Regions from separate parts of the Mus musculus genome. Here region 2 is linked to region 1. A link is a loop called in an ENCODE intact Hi-C map of the cell type or tissue named here. Cell type or tissue: heart. All regions are shown on one strand.

The links. A loop is a pair of places that touch in the nucleus more often than their neighbours do. Peaks named below come from ENCODE experiments on the same cell type or tissue, not always from the same donor. Only the 100,000 strongest peaks of a DNase experiment are listed, where the experiment ranks them.
Region 2: it touches region 1 in a loop (6-fold over the local background); 9 of 42 quality-filtered maps call a loop at or near these places.

What each region holds. Positions count from the first base shown.
Region 1 is chr2:133,017,613-133,022,612 of GRCm38, forward strand. No RefSeq gene overlaps it. Among named protein-coding and RNA genes, the nearest start is that of Fermt1, 74 kb to the left of the region's middle. In heart, a CTCF peak has its summit at 3,019 (motif pointing right); no DNase peak of the experiment used is centred here.
Region 2 is chr2:134,485,237-134,490,236 of GRCm38, forward strand. No RefSeq gene overlaps it. Among named protein-coding and RNA genes, the nearest start is that of Gm52526, 40 kb to the right of the region's middle. In heart, no CTCF peak of the experiment used is centred here; no DNase peak of the experiment used is centred here.

The DNA of each region.
Region 1 (5,000 bases):
TAGCTGCATATGTATCAAAAGATGGCCTAATTGGCCATCACTGGAAAGAGAGGCCCATTGGACTTGCAAACTTCATATGCCCCAGTACAGGGGAACGCCAGGGCCAAAAAGGGGGAGTGGGTGGTTAGGGGATTGGGGGTGGGTGGGTATTGGGGACTTTTGGGATAGCATTGGAAATGTAAGTGAGGAAGATACCTAATAAAAAATTAAAAAAAAAATCTCCCAGATGAAAATTCATCCCCATGAGTGAAGCTGATATCATGGGTTGTATGTCTCTTTGAGACAGTGACATTTAATTTGATCTTGGAAAACTGGTAGTATTTATGTTACTGTACATAGACTTAGAAAGAAAAGCAGGCAATCGCCAGGTTTTGGTTACTAAGTGAGAGGTTTTTTAGAAGAACAGATACAGAGCAATCAGAAATAAAATAGCCTGGGAGAGAGAGAGAGAGAGAGAGAGAGAGAGAGAGAGAGAGAGAGAGAGAGAGAGAGAGATATGAACCTGGCTGGGTAGAGAGGTTGTGTGAATCTGGGAGGAGTTGGGGAAGGGACGACATAATCAAAATATATTGGATGGAAAAAATTTTAAATAAAAAATCGGAAATAAAGCTATTCAGACTGTAGAGTGTTAAAGGCTCCATTTAGAGTTGAGATGCAAAGGCATCAGGGATAGATGAGAAGCCTTCAACAGAGAGGACTGGACAAGTGAAATGCTTTAATCTAGCAGGCGCCTGGCAGGGGAGGGGGGAGCTGCAGCCTGTTAGGAAGTGTAGCAAAAGGAGACAACACTGGCAGTGTTCGTCATGAGCTATCCTGGGGCTGAGGACCTTTCAGTAACAAATCTCGAGTATTTCCCATCTCAACAGCAAATGCTTACCAGTGGTTCTCAAGTCTCACGTGTATCAGAGTCACCTAGGGGACGTTAGACTTCTATAGGCCGGTCCTTTCCTGCTTGGACCAGCCAGGTTCTCTGTGCTTGAGCTTTCCAAGTGAGCCTGATAATTCATCAGAGTGTCAAAGGCACACAAGTCACGCGCAGTGATCGGAGCATTCTGGTTTTCTTCAGACCCTCCCTGAGGACCCCAGGCCCTAAATACCATTGATTCCTTTAACTCCCCTATTCTAACTTCACTCTCACCGAGCATCCTTAGCCAGTCAGGTACAGCACACAACAAGCAACAATCTCAAATCTGTCTCTCCCATGACAATGGTTTCTTGTTGTCAGCTTCTACGACATCTTTGAGCTTCTTTAACATGGCCATCTTGGGGACAGTGGTCACCAAGGTGGTCTCGTCAGAATAGGAACATCCAAATCATGACACACTGCATCGGCAGTGGAGATAAAAAAAAAAAGCTCAGCCTTAGTTTTTGCTTTCCTGTCAGTTTTCACAATGAAAGTAATATCGTCCCTTACCTGTTACTGTTATTTTTATCTCAGCATGGCTTTTCAGTGTTTCAAAAGAAAACACATCCTCCCTCAAAAGAAAATATATACAGATGAAGGAAGATTCTTCAGTGAAAAGAAATGGACAGTTGACTTCTTCCACAATGGTCCCTGAGCCTTGTGGGGAAGAGGGTGTGATGTAGATATTCTATTTGAGGCTGGGATCGTCATGTACTTAGTCTCTGCACTTGCTTTCTGTCAAGGCAAACAGGAAGGCACTATAATTCAGAAACGCATCTATGTAGAAGCATTCACCAAATTTAATTTGTACTCTAAATTCTGAACAAATCTTTTAATAAAAGTAACAGCTCAGATGGATCCTACATAGAAGCTAGTTGGGTGGTAATATGTTTAATAGCGTCCCCTATAAAATGATTTACTGGTCTATTAAGCAAGATACAGACAGGGTGGAAGGTATAATATGCTCCGAGAAAAACAAACACACAAAAAAAATAAACCAAACCAAACCAACAACAAGAAGGAGGTCTAATTTTAAAATCACTTTGTCTTATCAGATCACAGCCAGGCAAAGTGAAAAAACTGGAAAATCTATAGAAAGAAGTTAGGGGTGGAGTCTCTGATTCTAAGTCTTAAGCTTTGACTATGGATGGCAGTACTGGTGCTGCAATTCCCTCCCAAATTGTTGTTGCTATTAGAGATCTGGACTGGGGGAGGTGGAGACCATAGAGCCTTACCTAGAAGGCAGTCCAGAGAGGCAGGGAGTGGGAGCCCGTGCAGCCACAAAGCAAAGCTGCAAAGGCAGATGCGAGGTTTTTGCAACATTTTAATACTGAATTCTAAACTAGAAATTGCCCACCCTAGCCATCTCTGTCATGCATTTATGTGTCCCCCATCCCCAGCACCTGATGTTCTCTGTCACTCTGCTGGTTAAAGCTATAGGTGTTGGGATGATGGCTTTAACCTTTGAACATTTATAGAACAGAATCTCTGAGCAGTCTTGTGAAGCAACGGGAGATATGAAAATCTTATCCCTAAAAAGGCCTTCTGAAAACATCTGGTTGTAAGTCAGAGTGTTCGATGAGAATTATGAACATGGAGCAGGATGGAGGGAGGAATGGAGAACAGGTAGGCACCACCTTGGCTTTAAACCCTAGTGGTAGCCAGCTGTGTTCCAGTGTTACGAAGGTTAGCTCGGATCAGGAAGAGAGCAATTCATTTTCACCTGAAATGTAAGGGGGGAAAATACTAGAATATACTTTCTATAGATGGAATTCAGCCAGGGCACTGGGCATAATGCTTCTGACCCTAAACAATTAAGGTGCCTTTAAAGGCTGCTCAAACGGGATGAAATTGGACACCTCCTGTAGTGTGTTTAGTGCTGAAGCTTGAGCACGTTCATCCCCAAGCTTCCCTGTCAAGATGTATTTTTCCCTTGAAGCTCATTTTGAATTGATTTTAGCTAACGTGAGGGCAATGGGGTCCTCAGCTTGCTCCTCAGAACCCGTAAGCCTCGTGTCTTAAGATCGCAGACCATGCCTTTGGTTTTCTGATGAGAACTGAGATGTCTGCCTTTTTTGCTTGCTTAGTGGAAACAGTGGAAATGACTGCTTCCAGCAGAGGGCGCCCTTACTCAGCGGATTGCCCTGGATTCAGAATTACTTGGTGCTATTGAACCGCACTGGGTAACAGCTTTTGCTCCTGAAGGCTTTGCAGTTCAGCTTGTTTTTGGCAAGTCATTTATCCCTAAGGTGTTAAAGTGTTAAGAAGGCTTGTTCCAATGTTTTCCATAGTTGGCTAAGTGATAAACTGTACTATTAATGAGGGTGGTAGCAGATCATAAAGTGGGTTACCTAAATATCTGCTGATTTTATTTACTCATAAATCTCATAAATATTGGTAGGACGTTTTCTGTGTGCAAGGCATGGAAATGGGGAGAGGAGGATGGAGTGACCCTCAATCAAATCTCCCCCCAAAGAAGCTACCAACACACAAAGAGAGTAAGACAGAAATGCAGGGAGAGAAAATGCAAGCATGCGCATACGTATGTGTGTGCATATCCCATGCACTATACTTCTAATAATAATGCATGCTTATTAGAAGTAATGATGTCGCCGATAGTCAGGGTTGGGAGGCAGACGTCTTTCTGCTTCCTGTTGTTGATGGCAGAGAGAACAGCCGATTTGTTTTGAAAGTGTTTTAACTTCTGCCAAAATGGATTTGCTCAGGCCTTCCCTCCTTCTGCTTTTAATCCCGGGTTCTATTTTAAGAGGGAATTCATCTGTATGTTGCAATTTGATCCTAAAATTTAAAGATAGGTGATTTGGAAAATTAAATCTAAAGATAGGTTTGTTCACTCCCTCAGTGTTTTCTAAAGCCTTCCAATTTCCTGTGTAAAGAGGAACCATGGTGGTAGACTCCCAATTTCCTGTGCAAAGAGGAACCATGGTGGTAGATACTCTTCCTCCCAGAGGAAATCTAGAATGAGATTTGAAAGTGGCAAAATTGTTTAATATTTTCATGTTGGGGTGTTGGCAGATGTAAATATAGATGCACGTTTTGTCTTGGTCTCTGCGTCAGTGAAAACTTCCAAAGTGGGTCCTGGAATTCTGTGTTATCTTAGCAAGCTCTGCCCTGGGCTGGGGGATATAGCAGGAGGCACTAGGATCCTCTGGAAACAAACAGGCATATCCCAGTGACCTGACCTGGCTACATGTTCTGTCACTGTCCTGCTATGGAGAGACTAAAGTGGCCCAGTGTGGCATGCTCTCCCCATGTGACTGTAGGTCCAGAGGCCTGCTGCAGTTTGCCCATCTCCAGGACACCATCTAAGGTTAGCACTTGAGTGTCCAGCCCAGACCCCGTGCCTGGGCCTGCCCTACACACTCTTAGGTGCTACAGTGCTGTTGGGGAGGCACACTGCTTTGGAGTTTATGTATCTTCTAGCAACTTACACATCAGGGCAGACAGGAAATGGGATACAAACTTCAGTCCCTTGTCTCAAGGTTGGAGTCAGTTCTGTGATGTAACTCATGGTCCAGCACTCTCTCTTGAGTCAGGTTAAAGGGAGAGTCCAGTGGAGTCTGCCTTCTCCTTGCCTCTGCCTGTTCTGTCCACCTTCACCCACTTCCTTACCCAGAGGGTGCTCTGGGTGTACCTGGAGTTCAAACGCTGCTCTTGTGAGACCTCACCGGAGACAGGATCTCTTTAGACTTGGAAGGGCAAAGACTCTTCTTCAGTCAATATGACCTGCTGGTTGCTCGTGTGCAGTTGACATCTTCTCCCTGTAAGAGAGCAGATGTGCCAAGTGGCTATGAGCTCCAGCCTGTTCTTGTTTAGTGATAAACATTTTTTTTCCAGCGAGTGGTTTAAGAATGTGAGCCAGTCAGGGCTGGAGGAATGGCTCAGAAGTTAAAAGCACTGACAGATCTCGCAGAAGCCTGGGTATGGTTCTTGCATCCACACGTTGGTTCACAACCACCCATAACTCCTGTTCTAGGGAAATCAATATCCTCTTCTGATCCCTGTGGGCATCCGGAACACACGTGGTACACATACACATGTGCAGGAAAACACTCATAAACACACACACACACAC
Region 2 (5,000 bases), 1.5 Mb after region 1:
GGCGATTTTCAATCAAACTACTGTCTCCCCCAAAACATTAAGCAACACCTTTGCCCCTCTTATTTCGAGACAAACTCGCAGGTAGAACTCTATTCTAGGGTCTCTTTGAAGCTGTTCTCCAAAACCATCTGACTTCCTGGTGTCTCTTGAAAGTGGTTCCCTAGTAAACGACATGGGTTCCATCTTCATAGGGATAAAGTGCTCCTGGGTACCCCCACTATGGACACTTGCCTCACTGTGCCTGTCAAACAGTGGCACTGAAACCAATGTTCAAAGGAAATAGCACTGTGGCCAAATATTTTAGCCTTGTCCTCAACCCAAATGACCATAAAGTGTTAGCTAGTCTAATGCTTTCCCCCCTTTGTGTGTTTCCTTTGCCTTCTTCCTACAGCCTTGGGTTAAGCTGGAGGTGGCAATTATAGCACAAGCAAAGGAGAAACAAAGGTGACAGTAATGGCGAAAGGAAACAGCCAAGGAGGATTGGCGAAAGTGTGCAAGTGATCAAATGTGGTTAGTCCTTCAGCAGGGGGATGAGGGGCCAGTCTCCTGAAGTAAAAACTCCACAACATTTTAAGACAATAATTTGCTTAACTGTGATAATTAGTAGACCTAGTTAATCAATTTCATACACATTAGGACATTTTTCCCGAATCTGTCACTCTCTAAAACATTACTCCAAACTGAAATCGCTCCTTTAAAAAATATTTTAAAAGATCTCCTTCGCTCCTTTGCTCTTTCTTTGAACCATTAAAGTTATTATATAGCAAGGAGCAATTTGCAATAATTTACCTCTCCCAAAATAATAATAATAAGGTAGCTATGTACCCTGTGTGTTTGATTTAAGTAAAAGGCTTTCCCTTCCAGGACCTCACGAATGCACAAGGTTCAATTTCTGCAGAGCGCTAATGAACAGGCTGCTCTCCCAGCCCAGGCCCCTGCACAGAATGACTTCATTCAGGGCTACTGCTCGCGCATGGAAAGTGTTGGTTAAAAATCCCACAGAGTTCAGACGACCTTTTGCTAACTTCCCCCGCCTCTTATTTGTCTTTCTGGTCTAAGCCAGGAGTAACATAAATATTCATCAGCTGATGCTGGTAGCTGTGAAGTTATGAATGAGGCCACACGGCTTAGTTCTGACCCCATCCACAATTTGGAAGCTTCTCCCTACAGCTCCCAGGCAAAGGACACTTGCTGAACTCCTTGCTTCATACTAGAAAGCTTTTACAGATTCAGTCCCTTTTCCCTTTAAAGCTCTAAGAAGAAACGCTGTCTACTTAATGTTTACTCGGGGTTTATAGAAGAAAAACACCACCACTCTGCCAAGCTTTAAACTTTTAGAAGCCTTGTCATGACAGGAGCACGTGTCAAATCATCAGTGGGTCTAAGGATGGATGCCACTGTGGCAGGATCTTTCTATTGCATTGTGGCAAGGTCTCTTTTATATCAAATTCCAGACAGATACCTGGGGCACTTCTTGTTCAAAGAGCAGAGAAAATAGCCACGGCTTTGATCTCTGTCTACTGCTTGGCTAATTATCCAGACAGGTGTTCAAAAAGGATGTTGAAAGGTCTTGAATAACAGCACATCAAACAAGTCCTCTGTGCTGAGACAAAGTGGGGGAGAGAGGAGAAGGCACTGTGAAGCCTGACAGAGGCCTGCAGTGTAATTAGTCTTTCTTTAATGCGTATTTCCCACAAATTACCGCTTTTTAATATGGACTCTTAATTTTCCAGCTTCCGGCTCAAAGGAATTTTGCTATAAAGCTGAGTATGAATTTTGGGAGCAAGAGGCTATGGTGGTGTTAGGAACCCACCATCCAGTTGTGACTAAACCAGAAGTCAACATGCATTCATAGAAGTGGCTAAGTTTGTCAACATACAACATTCTGCTTTCGACATTGCTTTGCTAAAACTCAACATTTGGTCTTTCCTTGTCTCTAGGGAAACAATGCCAGTGTTAAATATTCATTGGATAAATCTAGAACTTAAGGGGCATTGATAGGAAGTGTCACTACAAGTGCCACACATAGAAAAGGCTTCCTGGAACTATTCTGGGCTATGTGCTACGAGCTTTGAACTATTCATACAGATCAGTATTTCTCACTGTCAAGGCCCTGTGTTTTTTCTAGGTTTTACCGCTTGCTGTATCTGACAGTGGAAATAATTGTCTAGACCACAGAACCAGAGAGATGGGGAACAGGATCTCAGGTGTTCAAATGAGGACCAGATCTTAAGCTGGCAAGAGACCTGGCTGGAACAGATACTCATAGCCAGATTCCTGTCTCTGTCTCCATCCTGGAGTCTACCCTTGCCAAGACCAGAACAGGAGCCAGAGGCAAGTATTCAACTATATTCTCTATGGCTCCAGTCCTTACCAGAGCAAGGCTGATGGAGAGCCATTGGAGGGAGTCACAGGGAATGACCTGCAGAAAAACTACCCAGGAGACAGCAATGATGGATTGTCATGCATACCCAGAGACAGCTGGAAAGCCAGCTGAGTTAGCAAAGGCAAAAAAAAAAATCCCACATTTTCTCTCCCTCTATCCCTTGCCCAACACTGAACATTTCAACCTAGGAGTAATACCAAGCAGAATTAGTTGTTGATCTTCCTATGAAACTCTATTTTTATAGTGTCATATATGATCACAATGTCAAAAGTATTTCATTTAAATACTCCTTGCTTTTTTGGTGTCAAGAAAGAAAGTGGCTTGACAGATAGTGACCTACAAAATCTGATGACAGATGATTCCATTTCTCGGCCTTGAGTATAATCAGCGAACTCAATGGAGCAGACTTCAGTTCGGCTGAGGCCCACCACAAACACAGTTCACAGTCCCAGGGTGGCGTTAGGACTTGAAGGCTCCATTATGCCAGCTATTTTCAGCTCTTCTGGGAGTTCCCTTCACTGTTTGCTGGTCCCGAGGGCCTTCTCCCATGTACCTCCTTTGCTTCATATAGTGCCTTCAGCCACTCTTGTGGAAGCCACAGTTACTCAACTTTAAAGTTGGGAATTTTTTTAAGTAATACTTACCTGAAATGTATACCTTTATTTATACTGATTAAAAGAGTTATTCTGGGGATTTGCATAAATAGATTTTTCATTTCTTATAACTCAATCTTGTTTTTATTATCTTGAAGCTTATCAATTATCACTGATTCTGCTACTGTCAGTAGACTGACCTTGGGTAAGTTTCTTAAACTGCAAATGAACGGGAAAGAATTGGGAGCTCTCATAGTGGCCACAGAATCCCAGCCCTCCCCTCTGTCATGTTATTATCCAAGGCTTTCATAATAAGTACCTGGACTGGGGAAAGTAATTAACTTCTTAAATCAAGTCAGCAGCAGATGGGTTTCACCAAACCACAGGCCTCAATGTTAAATTTATGGGATTGAGTTAGGCACACCAAAGAAGAAACCAAACAAGATGGTACATTTGAAAGAATGAGCAATTTGCTTTGCTACATCTCCATCATGCCATGATGTCAAATTGACAAGCTCATTCTGGGTCGCTGATGGGAGACTGGGCAAACAAAGAAAAAGATGACTTAGGGAGACCTCAGGCAAGCTCCTGCACAATGTAATTTTACGTTGTCACAGGATGTTGCATTCCTGCACAATGTAATTTTACGTTGTCACAGGATGTTGCATTCACAAGGCACCGCAAGATTACCATCAGAGAACACATGCATCCTCCTTTGGTATGTATCGATGGGGAAATAATTCTAGAACCTTCACAGAAACTAGGTTGCACAGGTGTTGAAGCCTCTTTGATAAAATGGCATAGGGTTTGCACATAAACTACACTTACCGTCTAATATATTTAAACCCATCTCTAGATTACTAAGAACATGATAAAATATGTAGGCTTTATAATCATTGTACTGTAGTATTTATGGATGAAGGCAAGAAAAACTGTGCATGCATCCAATGTAGGCACAGTCTTGTTTGGCCTAAGGTGTTTGAATCCATGAGTAGGGAACCCACCAATACAGATGGTTGATTGTATGTTTCCAAAATTTCTTTTTTTAAATGGAAATATAGCCAGAAAACAGTTGGTTTGTAAAATGGTACAAAGAGGGAGTTGCCAGGCTCAATGCACACATATACCAGTACAGAGTGCCAAGTTAAACTTGAATTTCACATAACAAGTGATATTTTGAAGGCATGTCCAAAACATTGCTCAGGATATATTTTCACTACAAATTTCATTGTTCCTATAGAGTATCTACTGTTTTGAAGCCAGTAAAGTCATCATACATTGGGAACAGCAATAGTTCTGCTTTTCCCTATTCACAATACTGAGGATCCAGAGGGTCCCATATTCATTAGTAGCTCTTCTTCCCGACCACATATGGCAGGTCAAGAAACAAATAAGTGGCCCATATGAGTTATGTTTCCTTATTATCTTGAGTGGGAGATGGAAAAAAAAATAAGTGAAGTTTTCTTCACTACAAATACAGTAGAGATGAGCCCAAGGAATGCCAGACAGCTGAATGTCTGACTAGGGGAGGCTACTGGTTCTGTGACTCGAAAGCACCAAGGCAACAACACTCTAGAGGAACAAGACTGGAAGATCCAAAGTGTTATTCCTGCTTTCAAACCACATTACCTCAAACCCTGCAGCACCATGCCATTGCTACAGCTTGGGGATTTGCCTATTCTTCTGGTTTTTCTTTGGCATGCACCCTTTCTCTGACTTAGTTCAAACTGTGTCTTACTGCCAACAAATCACCATGAGTTCTAACATCTCACCTGGGCATCATTTGTCATGCTGAAGTATGATTTTCTCAGAAGCACTGAAGATCTATTGATTTTGCATCTTATTTTGAGATGACTCCAGCATGGCTGCCGTGCATCACATCCCTTCGCCCTACTTACATGGCTAGAGAATTCTTTCTCTGGCCCGTATCAAGAATGCATATGACACATGGATACATGACTGACATGCTCTAGGGATGCAAAAATTCTCTCACTTAGTTGAATTTCTGTTGCTTATCAAAT